Linked DNA regions of Homo sapiens: region 2 is linked to region 1. Evidence: read pairs that join two places in POLR2A ChIA-PET (ENCODE). Cell type or tissue: GM12878. All regions are shown on one strand.

Evidence for each region. Peaks named below come from ENCODE experiments on the same cell type or tissue, not always from the same donor. Only the 100,000 strongest peaks of a DNase experiment are listed, where the experiment ranks them.
Region 2: POLR2A ChIA-PET joins it to region 1 with 6 read pairs; 2 of 35 experiments call an interaction of 5 or more read pairs at or near these places.

Annotation. Positions count from the first base shown.
Region 1 is chr19:39,400,171-39,404,170 of GRCh38, reverse strand. It overlaps MED29 (mediator complex subunit 29), which reads right to left. Exons shown (of 4, transcript NM_017592.4): 4 at 3,530-4,000. Among named protein-coding and RNA genes, the nearest start is that of ZFP36, 4.7 kb to the left of the region's middle. RefSeq lists enhancers at 361-868, 2,129-2,348. In GM12878, no CTCF peak of the experiment used is centred here; DNase peaks (open chromatin) are centred at 138, 1,510, 1,848 and 2,480; H3K4me3 peaks cover 2,533 bases; H3K27ac peaks cover 3,726 bases.
Region 2 is chr19:39,704,549-39,708,548 of GRCh38, reverse strand. LGALS14 (galectin 14) reads right to left here. Exons shown (of 4, transcript NM_020129.3): 2 at 1,876-1,952; 3 at 1,161-1,371. Among named protein-coding and RNA genes, the nearest start is that of LGALS14, 2.1 kb to the right of the region's middle. RefSeq lists an enhancer at 3,922-4,000. In GM12878, no CTCF peak of the experiment used is centred here; a DNase peak (open chromatin) is centred at 2,449; H3K4me3 peaks cover 1,462 bases; H3K27ac peaks cover 3,759 bases.

The DNA of each region.
Region 1 (4,000 bases):
CTGCGGGCTTGTATTAAGGTGGGGAGATTCTGCCAGGCTCCACGTCGACCTGCTTCGTCCGAGAGCGGCGGGGGGGAATCCCTGGTGCGGCGCTTGCTGAGGGGCCTTCCCGGGCCGGTCTCGTGAGCTGGGCGGGCCGCGGGCGGCTCTGGCACGGTTGTGGCCTCCTGCTCGCCCGTGACTCACTCGCAAGGGGCGGGGGAGTGGGGGCTTCCTGGAAGCCGTGACGAGGAGGTTCAGCCCGGACACTCGGGTTCCTCTCCTGTAACCAGGGCTCCCGTCTCCTGTAAACAGAGCCTTGAGGACAACGGGGAAAAAGGGGGGAGGAGGGGGACCTGGGACCCGCCTCTAGGCCGATCTCCAAATCCTTACGCAGCTTAAAGGATTGAGGCGGGGAAAGGGGGGTTGGGGGCATCCTTGGGTTCGCGGAGCCCGGCTCAGCTCGGGCTGCGATCAATCCTGGAGGAGGGATTCCAGTTTCTACTCCCTGGAGACCGGGAGCATTTCCCATCCCTGAGTCAGGCTGTCCCCCTCCTCTCTCCCATCTGCTGAGTCATCGGCCCCAAGAGTCAGGACTTTTGGGATAGGGCCACTCTCAAAGGAGGGGGATGCTTTGCTCGCAGAAGGACTGGTCCTCCACCTCCCCAAACCCACAGACCTGGGGGACCCAGGAGCCAAGGCCTCAGTCCCTCCTCCCTCGCAGTAACCCAGGGCCCTGGGTCCCCAGCCCCTCCTCCCTCAGACCCAGGACTCCAGGCCCCCAGCACCCCCCTCCCTCGGATCCAGGGGTCCAGGCCCCCAGCCCCTCCTCCCTCGGAACCAGGGGTCCAGGCCCCCAGCTCCTCCTCCCTCAGATCCAGGGGTCCAGGCCCCTAACTCCTCCTCCTTCAGACCCGGGAGACTCCCAACCCCCCCTCCCTCAGACCCAGGGGTCCAGGCCTCCAGCCCCTCCTCCCTCAGATCCTCAGGTCCCCCGAGACCCCAGCCCCTCCTCCCTCAGACCCAGGGGTCCAGGCCCCCATCTCCTCCTCCCTCAGATCCAGCGGTTCAGGCCCCTAACTCCTCCTCCCTCAGACCCGGGAGACCCCCAGCCTGTCCTCGATCAGATCCAGGAGACCAGGCCCTCAGCCCTCCCCTCAGATCTCGGGCGTCCCAGGCCAGAAGGAAGTTCATGGCAGGACTCCTCCCTGCTCCCTACGTAGCCAGCGGGAAAATCCGCGGCCCCAGCGGCGGCCGGGAATCCCCTCTGGAATGACGGTGGGGAAGGGGATGGCCGGGGTCCCCCCGCGGGGCGCTGGGGCCAGTCCTGGGCGGGCGGGGAAAGAAGGAAAGGGGCGGAAACCAGAGAGGCTAAAAATACAGCCAACACTTCCGGCCTAGGGGGAGGGGAGGGGAGAGCAGAGTTTCCAGAAAAACAAGCGGGGACGGGAAACGCGGGGGTGTGAGAGCTGGCCGAGTGCGCGGGCGAGCTGGGGATCGTGTACCCGCGGCACGTGTGCTCGCGCCGTGTGTGCGCCTGGCGCGATTGCCTGGGCCTGAGCGGGCGTGGCCAAGGGCGGCGCTGGCCGTGTGTACCCTGGCCTGCGACTGCGTGGGCGGCGGGCCTGGGCTAGCCGTCATGTGTACCCGGTTGTGTGAACAGTATGTGTGCTTGCGGGTGCAAAGGTGTGCGCCTTGGCATCTGGGGCTGCGAGAGCCTGTGTGCCTGGGTATGCAGTGGGGGAACGTGAGGGACACGAGTGTGCCCAGTTTCCTGTGAGAAGGCTGTGTGCATACAATCCCGCATGACTTGGCTGTGTGAATCAATGTGTGAAACCGCCTGTGTGATCGACTGTACCGTGTGTACTTTGGCCATCTCTGGGTGTGGGGTGGATGCTCTGTTGTAACTGTACTGCAATTTGTCTCTGAGGCGGCATTCTTAAGAACATGAGATTTTCATCCCCACCTGCATATCTGTGCGTAGCTCTGAGCCACTGTGGGATCTGCAGTGACTAAGTGTGTGTAACTCCGCGCAGGTGCCTGGGTGAGGGAATGACTGCCCTCCCCTGTGACTGAGGCTGTGTGCACACACAACTTTGTGTGTGTGTGTTGCTTTGAGACAGGGTCTCGCTCTGTTGCCCAGGCTGGAGTGCAGCCTCGACCTCCCAGGCTGAATCGATCCTTCCACTTCAGCCTCCCAGGTAGTTGGGACTAAAGGCACGTGCCACCACACCCGGCACACACATTTGAAGCTGTGTCAGCATCTGTGACTCTGCAGCTGTGGCCGTGTGCAAGGCCTTTGTGGCTCAGTGTGTGTAGTCCCTGGGTGTGTGAAGTGTTCACATATGTCCACGTCCTTTGTCGTGGGTGTCTGAGACTGCATGTGCAGACCACAGCAGGCCGGCGTCTGAATGCAGTTCCTGTGGCCCGAGTCACAAGGCAGAGAAACCGATGAACTTTGGTTTCTGACGTCTACAGCCTGCGTGATGGGGAGAGTAGCTGGCGAGCTCCCCCCTCCATGTCACTGTTCTTGTGTCGGCCTCTGTGGGCAGAGCAGACGTGCAGACATGAGTACCTGAGAAGCTGGGGCAGCGCCGATGAGGCTGCTTCTGATAGTGCTGGGCTAAGGACAGGGCTGAGTCAGCCTGTGATGGGCAAAGTCTGCGATGGGGTGAGAGATAGCTTATCTGGTAAAGTGGTGGTTAGAGGGTTGTTTGTGTATTCATGTGGCTGGGTTGCTCCCTGAAAGTATGTTTGTGGGACTGTCAATGGGATGGGGTCCCTGGGGGCACCATGATTGTAGGATGGTGGGTTAGCTCTGCAGTGGGGCAGACATGCTGTGTGCTGGAGTCCCCACGGTCTGTTTTGTGGTGGCTGTGCACCTCACGTACACCCCGTCCCTGGAGCATGCAGTGTGCACCAGACTGTGTAGTCTCCCTCTGGGTTTAGTTACCTAGCAAACCCAAGTCCTCACCAAGGCCCTCTGTGACCTGTCTGGATTTCCTCTCCTATCCCTGCTCCCTCATTGTGCCCAAGCCTCCTTTTTATGTGTTCCATAAATCCCAGCACATTCCTGTCCCAGGTCCCTGGCACTTGCAGTTCCCTCTGTCTGGAGCACTCTTGCCTGGATGTGTGGATGTCCCCAAGCTCATTCCCTCTCCTTCGGGGCTGCTCTAATATCGCCTTCTCAGTGAGGCCTTCCTTGACCTCTGTCAAGGATTAAAACAAAAATTAAAAGGCCCACTGCAGTGGCTCGTGCCTGTGCCTGTAATCCCAGCACTTTGGGAGACCGAGGCGGGCAGATCACTTGAGGTCAGAAGCTCAAGACCAGCCTGGCCAACATGGTGAAACCCCGTCTCTACTAAAAATACAAAAATTAGCCAGGTGTGGTGATGCACGCCTGTAATCCCAGCTAGTTGGGAGGCTGAGGCAGCAGAATCACGTGAACCCAGGAGGCGGAGGTTGCAGTGAGCCGAGATGGCGTCACTGCACTCCAGCCTGGGCGACAGAGTGAGACTGGTCTCAAACATATATAAACAAGAATAAGAAAACCCTTGTCATCTATTTAATAATAAATACATGGAACATATATAAACCATAATGAATGCTCACGAAACCACAATCCAACTTAAGTTCTCAAACTTTTAATGTTTTTCAATAAAGTAACACGATTCTCCATATGCAGATGTTACATTTCATGTGTTAGATTTGCTAAGTATGATTTAATTATACATTTCCATTTTTTGATCTTCAACTTAATTACACTTAAAAAATGAGTATTTTGCTGGTGTAAACACCTCCACTTCTTTTTTTAAAAAAACAGGGTCTCCATGAACCAAGCTGGAGTGCAGTGGTGCGATCACAGCTCACTGCAGCTTCAACCTCTCAAGCTCAAGGCATCCTCCCACCTCTCAGCCTCCGAGTACCTGGGAACCTGGGCACGCACCACCACACCTGGCTAATTTTTGAATTTTTTGCAGATAAGGGCTTTTGCTATGTTGCTCGGACTGGTCTTGAATTC
Region 2 (4,000 bases), 300 kb before region 1:
TGTCGAGGCTATAGAGAAAGTCACCTTCTTAGTGTTAATTTTTCAAATTTAAAATTTACACATTTTTGAGCTGTTTTTTTCATTTTTTTCTAATTATCTTCCAGTATAAGTATTGGGAAATTAGTAATGACAAGAGGATTGACTATAAAACTTAATACGGCATCATTTGTGAGAGCAAAATACTGGAAACAACTTTAATGCCCAAAAAAGGGTCAAGTTCAATAATTTTGGGTAAACTTTTTAATGCAATATTATGTAATCTTTAAAAACTGAAGCGGCACCGTGGATTGATAATGTCTTCAAGATATATTCTTTGACAACAAATCAACTTAGTTGCTAAAGTGTAATGTGTAGAGCAACTTACACCAGGATTTGCTTAAAAACAAATGCAATCATAGACATATCTACATGCTTCCATAGGAAAAGATTTCCTCTGAAAGGCTGGGCACGGTGGCTTATGCCTGTAATCCCAGTATTTTGGGAGGCCAAGGTGAGCAAATCACACAAGGTCGGGAGTTGAAGACAAGCCTGGCCAACATGGTGAAACTCTTCTTCTACTAAAAATACAAAAGTTAACAAGGTGTGATGGCATGCACCTGTAATTCCGGCTACTTGGGAGACTAAGGCAAGAGAATTGCTTGAATCTGGGTGGTGGAGTTTGCAATGAGCTGTGATCACGCCACTGCACTCCAACCTGGATGACAAAGTGAGACTCTGTCTCAAAAAAATAAAAAAATAAAAAGTTTCTTTCTGAAGAAGAGCAGAACTCTAGTAATGGTGTTCTTATGAGTAGAATTGGGCCCAAAATTGAAACATAATTTTTGAATGATTAAAACCACCTTTTTCTTAAGTATATAGTATACATTCAGCTAAATGAAAATTTTAAAAATGGCATAAGTAGAAATGAGCACTATGGGAAAAGACAGAGGAGATTCTCCACTTTGGAGGAAATGGCAGGTGAGCCGACCTTGATCTTGGTCAGATTTGGGAAAGAGCTGAGGATGGCAGTGCAAGCAGAGGGTGCTCTGTGATGAAAACCTGAAACAGGAATAGTTATGGAAGATGGGCCCCAAGGGACTGGTGGCACCAGGTCAATGAAAGCTGCCTCCTGCTCTAAGAGCCCACAGAGCTCCAGCGCTGGAAGATCCTGAAGTACTCACCTTGTATTCCTTGTGACGCACATAGATGCACAGCTCAAATGGTTTGCCATCTTCAAAGGGTAAATAGTAGCATTTCTCCTCATATCTCCATATGCCAAACACACAACTGTTCATGATTGCAGGATGACCAAAGTGCAGTCGGAATTGGAAAGCAATATCTGAGTCCTCATCCATCCCAGTGTAGAAATTCACCTCCAGCTGTGGGTCCTTGCTGAGGTCAAAGCACACAGCATGTTGGGCAGGTCCCCCCATTGTGCAGACACACACTCGCCACACACACAAATCCCTTCCCCCCTTTACCCAGGGCAAAAAGTCTCCCCGATGATACTGCAGTCCTGGTCCCTGTGGGGACGCTTTAGCTCCTCATGCCCCCAGGCAGGGAGATGCTGTGTTCCTCATCCCCAGACAAAAACTGAGCGCCAGTCAGTGACATGGGCCTATGACTTGTTCATTTCCTGAAAATTCTATGCCCTTTAATAAAGAGCCACAACCCAAACCCACTGAGTGTTCTCCTCCCCTAGGTTCCGTGGCTGGCCTGCATGCAGTTTCTACAGGTCTCATGTCTGTTGCTGGAAGGTCTCCAGGGCCTGCACTTGCATGAGGCCTTCATTATGCCAACTAGAGTTTTCCACATCACTCACACATAAGGTTAAACCCTTAGCAAATATTCTCCCTTCTCTCCTCCACCCCCTCCATTGGACCATGGAGTACTCACACAAAAGTGAGGATCGGTGTCCCTGTGATTATCACGCACGAACCAACAGGCAAGGAAACAGGCAGTGTGTATGGTACCTGCCAGGGTATGGAGAGTGAGTGAGAGCTAAAGGGTAAGGTGTAACCTCCCCTATGTAACAGATTCCCATGGTGCAGGAGGTTAGAGATCAAAGGTCAGACTCTGAGGCCTCTCCCCTTTCACCCTACCACAGTCAGGGCCCCATATTCCTGAAGATATGGTGGATCCATAGGTAAGAGCAATTGTTCAAGAGCCCGGATGCCTGGATTCCAGTCCTCATTTTGCCTTATACTAGCAGTGCAATCTTAGATCTATTACTTAACCTCTCCCTGCCTCAGTTTCCCCAGGACAAGGAGGACTATCAGGAATTCCTACTTTGTAGGGTGTTCTCAGTAATAGAGGAGTTAATATAGGTAAAACTTTTACCCTAATCCCTGGCATGTATAGGGTCAATTAGGGGTGACCTAACAGAACAGGGGAGTCCTCCTGAAACACTGACCTGCCTTATTTTCAACTCAGAAAATGAAAACAAGACTTGAGGGTGAAAGAATTTAAAAATTCACTCCAGTGAGAAACAACACTTGTTGAAAGAGAAAGGGAAATGACGAAAGAACAGGAAACCCCTGTGTGTGGGATGTACACGCACCACAATCATCAAGGGCAATGGACGTCCTTCCCAGAAGCGGCACACATTACTGACAGCACAGCCCCAGTACTTGCACAAATGAAGCCTGTGGGTCAGGGACATAACTGGAGGGAATGATTGATTTCTACGACGACTGCAAGTGGTTGATGATTTTTCTGTATTTTTGAGATAGGGTCTTGCTCTGTCACCCAGGCTGATATGCAGTGGTGCAATCACAGCTCACTGAAACATCGAACTCCTGGACTGCAGTGATCCTCACACATCTGCCCCCTCTTGTGTAGCTGGGGTGAAAGGTGTCTGCCACTCTGCCAGTCAGATATTTAAAGATTTTTAAAGAAAGCATATCACTATGATGCCTAGACCGGTCTCAAATTTCTGGCCTCAAGTTACCCTCCCATCTTTGCCTCCCAAATTGGTGGGATTATAGTCATGAACCAGTGAACCCAGCTGCTTTGTTGAGTAATGTCCACAGTAAGCACTGTCTGAATTCAGACAGCTTGTTCTTTCATGAGTGGAGGAACAAGTTTAGTCTCAGTTCAGACAGAGCTTACAGTGGATATTTTGTTTGATTCCGTCTCTTTAACCACGGCCTCTAATATTCTTCCCTGGCAAATCAGTATCTTCACACTCGCCTGTTCCACAATGGGAAGAACAGGCTGGGCTAGCGACAGGGAAGCTGAGCCTGGGAGGCAAAAGCCAGTGATCACTCTGTGCAGTCCCCACCTGAGGAACCATCTCTCCCATAATCTGCGTTCCTTTTCCTCACTCTTACTGGGAAGAGATATCTACTGATGATATATTTCGCTCTCATAAGTGATCTGAAACGAGTCCTTGGTAACTCACAATCCCCAAGATCCCCACCAGTTAAGCCACTTGGGATCCACATTGCCACACATGAAAAGACACACAGGTGCTTCATCAGAGGTGCTGCTGTGTGGGGAGGAACCTTCACATGCACAGAAGGCCACGTGCATGTTTTCCCTTCAATACCCAGTCACATCCCAGCACACACACCCATAGTCACACAGAGCCATGCCACTCACTGAGTTACACACACCTGCTCACTGTGCACATAAAGATGACCATGCACTGGTCTGGCTGTGCCCACACACACTCACATCACAGACAGGAAGACAAAGCACACTCACCCCCTTACACTCACTCACACACTTGCCGGTCCTGGTGGGTCATCCACCTCCCACCTAAAGTCACTTAATCTCAGCAGAGTTCACTCTCATCAGACACCACCACACCCTCACAGAGGGTTACACTGGTCCAGGGTCCACAGCCTACACCCACAATCATCTCAGATACCACAGCCTCAGGGTTTCTCTTCTACACACCCACAACTCTCGGTAATGCATTCACAGTAGGAATGCTCATATTTTCAACTCAGAAAACCTCCCCTGTTTCTTTCTTGGTTTATGTGACTTGAGATTATTGAAGGCTGTGACTTTTCAA